Regions from separate parts of the Homo sapiens genome. Here region 2 is linked to region 1. The links are chromatin loops, found by intact Hi-C in ENCODE. Cell type or tissue: endothelial cell of umbilical vein. All regions are shown on one strand.

Region 1 (5,000 bases):
CTCCATTTCACTTCAATACTCCCACAGCCCCCCTTGAGACTGCTATACTTATGAATATTACAATATACCAACAGCCACTTTCTGAATTCCATTGCCCTTCAGTCCAATTCTCTCATGTACTCTATCATTCTTAGCAAATGTCCTTCTCCACTTTAAAGCAACTTCCAGAATCTCCATCACTTCATTTTCTTTCAATTCATGTGCCCTGTCTGGCTCTAATTTCTTCCATAGCTAGCTTAGAGTCCATCATCTTTTGTGTCATTTACCGACAAGAATCTGCAATATTCTCTTAACTGCCCAATTCAATAGCTACCTTCAGTCCACAGAAACATTTAGCCAGGATATGCTTCACTTATGGCTACAAGGGACAAAATCTGCTTCGGAAGGAGCAGGCCAATGGGAGACTGCAACTCAAGAAAGTGAAATATCATGAAAGGCCGCAGGGTCTGAACACTTTTGAAATTTGCACTGCCTGCTTCAATAGTAATTCCTTCCCATGATGATCCTTTGGCCAGCAGATCAGCAACCAAATCGACAGCAAAGAATCAAAATGTGTGATAATATTAACATAATGAATAATGATTGAGCTGCAAGGGATGTTGGTTAGTCACTAGGCCAACTGCTCTGGGTTTAGGCAGGTGAATAATCGAAGCTAAGAGGCAAGGAATCTATCCATCCATCTATCCCTCCATGCTCTTTCAAGTTCCCTGCTTTTGGATCTCCAATTCTTCTAAGCGAGAGCCATTTTGGTAGTGGGGCCTAGATATTCTGGCCTAGACTTTGGAGCTGGCCTTAGACTGTTTACGATACAGAAACCCTCTAGCCAAGCCAGAATCCATTCCAAACCAACTTCCAGAGGAAAAAGACAAGCAAAGACATCGAATCTGAAGCCAGGAGTTGAGAGGCTAAGGATGGTACCAAAGTAAGAGAAGGGCTAGAAGCCAGGAGCATAGAGAGAGCAGAGGTCAGACAGATAGAGTGACAGGTGTGGAATGCAGGTCCAAAGCAAATCACTGTAGTGCCCTTTTAAACTCTCTTTATTATGTGTTTATAATCTCTTCCATGTTCCCAAAGCTCACTGATTTTCCTCTGTCTTATCATTCAGCACACAGTAGGATAAATGTCTGTTTTCTTACGTCTCCCCACTGGACTGTGAGATGTCAAAGGGTAGAAGCCATTAACTTTCTCTGTATTCCCCAAAATTGATATAAATAATGCAAAAATGTAATAAATACATGTTGAAAGAATTAAATGAATGAGTAAATGGATTAATGAATTAATGAATGAATCAGGGGTAGGATCCAGGATATCTGTATAAAGCAAGTTTAGGATCTCCCTCAGTTGTACTTTTTGGTATTTCCTGCCAGGTCAACACATTCTTCATTGTCCGATGTCAGACAGTTAGGATCACAGGCTCTAGACTGGCTAGATTAGAACTTTGACTCTTTCACTAGCTAACAGAATGGCTTGGGTGGGCCGGGCGCAGTGGCTCACGCCTGTAATCCCAGCACTTTGGAAGGCTGAGGCGGGTGGATCATCTAAGGTCAGGGGTTCGAGACCAGCCTGGCCAACATGGTGAAACCCTGTCTCTACTGAAAATACACAAATTAGCTGGGTGTGGTGGCAGGTGCCTGTAATCCCAGCTACTTGGGAGGCTGAGGCAGGAGAATCGCTTGAATCCAGAAGGCGGAGGTTGCAGTGAGCCGAGATCGTGCCACTGCACTCCAGCCTGGATGACAGAGGGAGACTCTGTCTCAAACAAAACAGAATGGCTTGGGCCTTAACTAACCTCTTTGTCCCTCAGTTTACTCATCTGTAAAATAGAAGTAATAGAAATAATTACTCATAAAGTTAAAAAAGAAAATGCATACAAACCACTGAAATTAGTGCCAGTCACAAACTAATAGTTTCAAAAATGTGAGTTATTTTTATTCTAAAAATTATTACATCAATCTCCACCCCAGCGCTACACAGGATCTTGTAATGTTCTCTTGAGTGATACTATTTAAAGACAGCACTTCCTAATCTGCTGCTGCATGTGACATGCTGCCTGGGCAGGGGAGTGATAAAGAACACAGAATGCAGGGACCATTCAACATTGAATATCAGCTGATGCCTGTGGTTAATGAAGGGAAGGAAGATGAACAATGGACAGAAAGGAGGCTGCAGGGGATAAAAGTTGTAGAAGCTTCTTGGTTTGGAAACACAAAGTTTATTTTTGGGTTGTACTTCCAGTCCTTTTACTTAAAACAAACAAAGAAAACAACTATGTCAGCTGTGTTTACAAATAAGAACTTGCTCCGGCTTTTACAAGACACAGGGAATCCAGTCTGCTTCCTTCTGGTTACCATATTATAGATAGGCACATGATGTGCTGGAAAAAAAAAAAAAAGATCTGGAAATTAGGAGGCTCCAGCCCTGTATTAATCTTAGCCTGGGCTCTGTTGTTTTGAATAAGTTGCTTCCTTTCTTTGGATCCCAGTTTCCTCTTTCTCAAAATGGGAAGTTTGAGCCAGATAATGTCATTTTTATTGTGCAACCAAATACTTATTGAGTACTTATTGTGTGCAAGGCATTGTGCTACACAATATGGATAGAGGAGGCAACCAGACAGCTCTGATCCCTGACCTCATGAAGTTTAAAGCCTGCTGGAGAAACATCGGTGATCATGGGAGACAGGAAGAGGAAGACAAAACTACTATGGAAACTTATGGAACTAGCTGAAGGTTGACAAGGAGTTGGCTGGGTAAAGAAAGTTGATGAGGAAGGTTCCAGACTGAAGGAAATGCATATCTGAAGGCCTTAAGTAAAGACAACATGATACATTTAAAGGACCTAAAGAAGTCCAAGATGACTGGATAAAATGAAGGGAAAGCATATAGGAGATGAAGCTATAGATGAAGGCAGGGGTCAGATTTTGGATGGTCCTGTAAATCATGTTAAAAGGTTTTGAGTTATGCCAAAGTCAAGGAGAAGCCACTGGAGAGTTTTAAGCAAGAGTGATCTTATTCATGTTTGTTAAAGATCACTCTGGTAGTTTTGTAGAGAATAAACTAAAGAATGGTAAAAGTGGAGGCAAGGAAACCATTCAAAAGTTCTTTGGAGCAGTCCAGGTGAGACAAAAGGATGGTGATGGTAGAATTAAAGCAAAGTGGAAGAATTCAAGAGACATGAAATGTAATTTAGAAAGACACCATGAGAGACTGATGTGGAGCAGAAAGACAGAGTGGGCTCAGAATGTCCTTGAGGTTCTGCCAGGAGTGAGTAAGGACACGTGGTGCCATTTATTGATAGTGCCACGTATGGGAACAGTGCCAATTTTTCAGGCAGAGGTGGAGATGGTGGGTTCAGATTTTAATATGCTTAGATTGAGATGGCTGTAAGCCCTTTAAGTGAAGATGTTATATAGATAGGTGTAAACCTGCTGGCATATAAATAGTAAATGAATCCTTAGAAGTAGATGAGATGGACAGATTCCTGTATAAGACTACCATATAATATTGGGGAGAGGAGAAAGGAAAACTAGAAAAGGAATTTGTGCAGAAACATTCAGAACAGCGGGAGGGAAATCAAGAAAATATGTTGTCAGTGGAAGCGTGTTTCAATGAAGGGAGTGCTCCACTTTGCAAAATGTTGCCAAGGCTAAAGCTGAGTAGGGGTTGAAAAGCCCTTTGGGCTCAGCAATGCCTTGGGTCAGCACTAATGACTGAGGCAGCATGATTTTGGTGGAATTTCTGTAGCGGAAGGAAGATCTGCCTTAGTTAAGGAGGCAGGGGTGGTGGTGAGAAAAATCATGGTAGTGAGGATAGATACCTTTTAAAGCATCCTTGACCATGAGAGGCAACAGCTAGGGGAGCTGATAGGCAGAAGAAGGGATTTTACTTTACTTTTTGAGACAGGGTTTTGCTCTGTCACCGAGGCTGGAGTGCAGTGGCATGATCATAGCTCACTGCAGCTCGAACTTCTGGGTTAAACTGATTCTCTGGCCTCAGCCTCCTGAGCAGCTGGGACTACATGTATGCACCACGGTGACTGGCTTTTTTTTTTTTTTTTTTTGAGATGGAGTCTCACTCTGTCACCCAGGCTGGAGTGCAGTGCTACGATCTTGGCTCACTGCAAGCTCTGCCTTCCGGGTTCAAGCCATTCTCCTGCCTCAGCCTCCCAAGTAGCTGGGACTACAGGTGCCTGCCATGATGCCTGGCTAATTTTTTTGTATTTTTTTAGTAGAGATGGGGTTTCACCATGTTAGCCAGGACGGTCTTGATCTCCTGACCTTGTGATCCACCTGCCTCGGCCTCCCAAAGTGTGTCAGCCACCGCGCCTCGCCCGCCTGGCAATTTTTAAAAAATTATTATTAGAGAAAGTGTCTCACTATGTTACCCAGGTTGGTCTTGAATTTCTGGCCTCAAGCAATCTTCCTGCTTTAGCTTGTTCTCGCACTGCTATAAAGAAATACCTGAGACTGGGTAATTTATGAAGAAAAGAGGTTTAATTGGCCCATGGTTCTGCAGGCTATACAGGAAGCATAGTGGCCTCTGCTTCTGAGAAGACCTCAGGAAACTTACAATCATGACAGAAGGCAAGCACGTCTTACATGGCTGGAGCGGGAGGAAGTGGAGGGAGGTACTACACACCTTTAAACAACCAGATCTCCTGAGAACTCACTATGTGGTACCAATGGGGGGATGGTGCTAAACCATTCATGAGCTCCACCCCCAAAATCCAATCACCTCCCACCAGGGCCCTCCTCACTGGGGATTACAATTCAACATGAGATTTAGCCAGGGACACAGATCCAAACCTCCCAAAGTGCTGGGATTACAGGTGTGAGCCACTGTGCCCAGCCAGGGATTTTATTTTTAAGATGAAAGGTTTACAGCAGCACTGTCCAACAGAAATAATATGATTTACACAAGTAATTTTAAATTTTCTAGTACCCACTTAAAAAAGTGTAAGTGAACTGGTGAATTTAATTTTAATATGTTTTTATTTAACCTATT
Region 2 (5,000 bases), 310 kb after region 1:
CATCACGTGTGTGAGGGATTTTCCCACACTAACCAATACTCTAACTCTTCAGAAACCAACCAGGTGTCCCACAATTCAATTCTAAACTAACTACCTGGAGTAAGGGCAGATCACACAGGTTAAGGCTTCAATCCAAGACTGCTCCCATTTCAGATGCCAATCAAAAGTCTAGGCCTTCCATACTTCTGACTGATCAGCTACATACTGGAGGTTCCCATAACCCCCTTTTTTCAGGTTTGATAATTTGCTATAATGGCTCACAAAACTCAGGGAAACACTCTACTTAAATTTACTGGCTTATTATAAAGAATACAAATACAAATGAACAGCCAGACAAAGAGGTACATAGGGCAAGGTATGTGGGAAGGGGTGGGGAGCTTTCATGCCCTCTCCAGGCACCTCCACTTGTTCACCAACCCGGGAGCTCTCCAAACCCCATCTTTCAGGGATTTTTAGGGATGATTCATCACACAGGCATGATTGCTTATTAACTCAATCTCCAGCCTCTCTCCCCTCCTGGTGGATTGGGTGGATGTGGGGAGTAGGGCTGAAAATTCTGAGCTGCTATCCATCACATGGTCTTTCTAGTGACCAAGTCCCATTCTGACCAACTCCCATTCTGAAGTTATCCAGGAGCCCAAGAGTCGCCTCATTAAAGCAAAAGATGCTCTATCGCTTAGGAAACCCCAAGGGATTTAGAAGCTCTGTTAGGAACCAGAGTCAAAGTCTAAATAGTACAACAAAAGATACTCCTAGAATGTTGATCACTCTGGAAATTACAAGGCTTTTAGGAGCTCTGTGTCACAAACCTGGAACAGAAACTAAAAATATATTTCTTATTAGTCACAGCACCAAAAGGGAGAAGGTGTGTTCCTTCTTCATCTATTCTCCATCTTGCTGCCTTGAAGGAAGCTGTGGTTGAAAGCCACTTTGGATCATGCAGAAAGGGGCATCATGTTAAGCACAGTCCAATGCAGAAGCTACCTGGGTTCCTGGATGATCTCATGGAAAGCATCTACGTCCGGACTATCAGATAAACAAATAATCTAACTTATTTAAGCCACATCTAGTGCTATAGCCTAATAATACAGAAGTGTAGGAGTCAAAGGTACAGGCCAATTAAGAAAGGGCATTACTAGCAGAAGAAAGTCACATATGCGAAAATACAGAGTTGAAAGAGAATAAAGGGAACCATGGGGCTTGATCCATGGTAGTGTGACAGGAGGTAAGACTGGAGAGTCAGGGAGCAGCTGGATCACATTGGACCTTATATTCCTTATACTAGGAAGTTAGGACTTGTTTCCTGCCAGCAGTGGGATGTTACTAAAGAATTCAAATAGTTAAATAATATCAGATTTACATTTAAAGACAATACTAGGGATGTATGAAGTACTGTTTTGGTGGGGGTAGAGAAAAGAGGAGGTAGGTGACATGGGGGAGAAGTTGGAGGAAAGGCAAAGATGACTGGACCCAGGGAGCCTAGTTAGGAGGGCAATGGATCCCAGTGATATCTGAGGCAATATATAGATTGTCCCCCACTTAGCTAACAGTAATGGATATGGAAGGCATGCCATCAAGGTTTCTTGTTTGAGTTATTGGATCACAGCACCTTTACCATGATAGAAAACACAGAAAGAAAAGCAAATTTATTTAGGGAAAATGAGTTGAGCCTAGGGTGTCTATGGGTCAGCAGGTAGGGCTACCCAATGAAAAGTGTGCCCTTAAGGCTGGAGCTCAGGAGAGGTACAGGGCTGATATTCAGATAAGTCATTACTGAAGAGTGGTGTCTGAAATCATGGGAAGGCATGACATTTTGTTGTACTCTGACGACACTGAGATATATGACCAACTGTATTCAGGTAAACCTCTACTAGCAAATGGAAAACGTGTACCATCTCCTTTCCATGTTTATTATGAACCAAGAGATTTTTTATTAAGTCTACATACTAGGGAATAGAGGCAGCTGGGCAAAGTCTCAAAACAGAAAAATGCTAGAGGAAAATGGGCCCTTATGAGAAAAAATTCTCAGCTTAGACCACAGACTGCTCCTAAAAAAATCCAATTGGACCCAACCTTAAGTATGCATGCAGGGCCCATGAGCATACCTGACACCTGCAAAAGACATTCATGTCTTCCAGTGTAATATGAAATGTCTCCCTGCACCGGGATTTTACACCAAAAAAGACATGAAATGAATCCAACTCCAATATTCAGGGTGGTTTGGACCAAAATGTACCACAGAGAACATTCAGATGTGACTTTCAAGGCCCCTGGTGCAATACTTTGTTTTAAACAGAAGTAGGCGTTGACACTGCTGTGAAAGATTTGCCAGTGGCTCCAGTTATCACAGGGCAGAAAAAGCCAAGTAATTATTTTCTCCCCAATTATGGCTAATTCTCTGCAAGTTAATTCTTGGCTTTTCTAAAATGGGACCAGAAAATTAGCTCTTCACATGCAAAACTGAAGATACAGGACCCAGCAACAGCTTATGGCCTGGGGTTTATTCCTTATTACTTCTTAAAGTGTGAGGAGGGGGCAGGAAGTGGTGTTTTGACTTAGGCACCATTTAGCCAAGTGGAGGGAAAAATCTCCCTTCAGCTCTGAAACAGGATCATGCAGCTATAAAATTTATTGGACACAATTGAAGCAAGGGTGTTGGGTGAAAAGAATCAAAGAAAGAACTATGGGCTGAGTTCAGAAGGGTGTAACAAAATCTGCACCTGTTGTCACTCACTTATTACTCCAGATCTCCCAGGCAGCTTAGATTTAAACCAGACAGTCCTGAGGCCCAGCCTAGCCAATACTGGCCTATTTATTAGCACAGAGTAAAATATGTGCGTCACGTGTGTGTCGTGTGTCTGTGTGTGTGTATACATGCATATGTGCACACCTGTGTATGCATGGATGCATATGCATGTGTGCTGGAAATAAACTGAGAGAGAAGGAGCCTAAAGGGGAATGAGATTTAAGAGTTGTACATGTGTTGGGGGAGTGAGGAGACAGCAAACTTGGCCAGTAAATTACTTTAGCCTAGAAAATGCAAATTCCAGATTCCCTGATATTTACCATTTGAGGGTTGTATTTTCATGTCGGTTTTGATCAAATCCCCAGAATCGTTTTCACAAAAGAAAAGCAATAGCACCAAATGAATTGAGTTGATTTGAAAGAAACTTACCAAGCAAAAAAATCAAGAGGGAAAACTCTTTCTATAAAGAAATATCCCACTTGTCCTCCGAAGATCTCTGTTTCCACATACACTCTAAATCTCCTCATGTATATTTATTATTTTTTAACCTCTAAGTTTCTAAGATGAAAAAAAAAACCAGAATTATTGAAATTAACTTTACCAGGGCCACCAAGAGATTTACTTTGCTAAACGTCAACTCCCAGTCATCTATTTGGCATATCACTTCTCTTTAATCTTTTACATTCAGTGCAGCCATACATGTGATTGTCTTGTACTTCATTTGCGTGAAAGTGAAGAAAGCTGTCTGCCACATGGGCGTGGTCAAAATGAGTGGCCTGCTACTTGTCATATTTGCTGAGCACACCTAGACCAGAGAAAGCCCCAGCCAGAGAAAGGTACACAGAAAGAATGGTAAGGTTTCCTTCCTTTTTCACTCTAGCGGGTAAGGACCAGGATTTTCACTAAGTTCTGGACAACAGAACAGACATAAGTGAGAGGGATCCTCACGCCACCTTTCGTATTCAAAAGCACCTCTAATGCTGCCATGTGGTCCACTCAGGACTCACTTGTACCAAAACCAAAAGGTGCCATCATAGACTTCGGAGGTGGGCAGTCCTCAGCTCAATTCCCAGCCACGTGACCTTGGGGCAACATAATATGAACATGTACTGAGTGCTACTGACATCTGGGGCACTATAGGATGTTTTATCTGGATTATTAACTTAAAAGCTATAGCCCCATTTCTCAAATAAGATAACTGAGACTGACAGAGTTAGACAAACTGACCCAAGGTCACGTGCACCTTTCTCAAATAAGATATGCTCAAAAGAACTGGGCAAGGAGGCATTAATGAATCTCTCAATCACCTTTCTGATTTCTGTGTACTGATAGGCAAAGCCATACACACTGGCATCTAATTACTGTACTGAGGTATTCTCCAACTGGGAAGTAGTATAGGGTGGCAGTTCAGCGCTTCGGTTCTGGAGGCAGACAGACCAGAGTTTGAATTCCAGCTCCATCACCTATTAGCTGAGTGACCTTGGCAAGTCATTTAATCACTATGAGCCTGAGCCTCCCTATCCGTAAGGATGAGGGTTAAGTGATATAATATACATATGGTAAACTCTCAATGAAAGTCTGGTTGTGAGTATGTTCCTCACCATTGTTAATAGATCCCTGAGTAATTATTAAGACCAGAAAATGTTTCATGATCCCTCTAGAATCACTTGCAGGACACTTGGAATCATAAAACCACAGAGGCAGAAATGACCATCAAGTCTCATAATAGCAGGCAGATGTGCCACTGTCACACACTTGGCAAATACCAATAGTTGACTGCTCTTTCTCACTTAGCTGAGATGGGCTTCCCAGCCATCCCCCATACTGTACTCTGGACAGCAACTTCCAATCAGTAAGACTGACAGCTAATCTATCTGCTGTCCTTAATCCAGTCCCACCACCCTACATAAGAGATGATATGAAGCAGAAGGCCATTGGAGTTAAGTGACTGGCTAAAGGTCCCCTATCTAGTAAGTGACAACCCTGGCCCCTGAACATAGACCACCTAACTCCTCATGCAGTGTTACTTCCATCTCCCACTCTGCCTCTCCAAGCTACCGACACATTTTCCAGGAAATGATGGAAGGTACTTTGACTGCCTTGTCTTCTTCCTCAAGGCTGCACAGAGGGGTTGCTGCACTCAGCAGATTATGTGCCATCTTATTCAGACAGGCCCCCTTCTGTGACAGGTACAGAGGAAAGGGGAAAAATAAAGCATCTCTCAAATGCTTTGATTGAAGACAGAGACTACAGA

The links. Hi-C counts contacts between places; a loop is a spot of excess contacts. Peaks named below come from ENCODE experiments on the same cell type or tissue, not always from the same donor. Only the 100,000 strongest peaks of a DNase experiment are listed, where the experiment ranks them.
Region 2: a loop joins it to region 1, with 15 times the contacts of the local background. A loop is called at or near these places in 1 of 110 quality-filtered maps.

Annotation. Positions count from the first base shown.
Region 1 is chr1:59,740,995-59,745,994 of GRCh38, reverse strand. The region is part of intron 14 of FGGY (FGGY carbohydrate kinase domain containing); the gene reads right to left. Among named protein-coding and RNA genes, the nearest start is that of MIR4711, 10 kb to the right of the region's middle. In endothelial cell of umbilical vein, no CTCF peak of the experiment used is centred here; DNase peaks (open chromatin) are centred at 2,134 and 2,524; H3K27ac peaks cover 1,872 bases.
Region 2 is chr1:59,427,572-59,432,571 of GRCh38, reverse strand. The region is part of intron 5 of FGGY (FGGY carbohydrate kinase domain containing); the gene reads right to left. Among named protein-coding and RNA genes, the nearest start is that of FGGY, 130 kb to the right of the region's middle. In endothelial cell of umbilical vein, no CTCF peak of the experiment used is centred here; no DNase peak of the experiment used is centred here.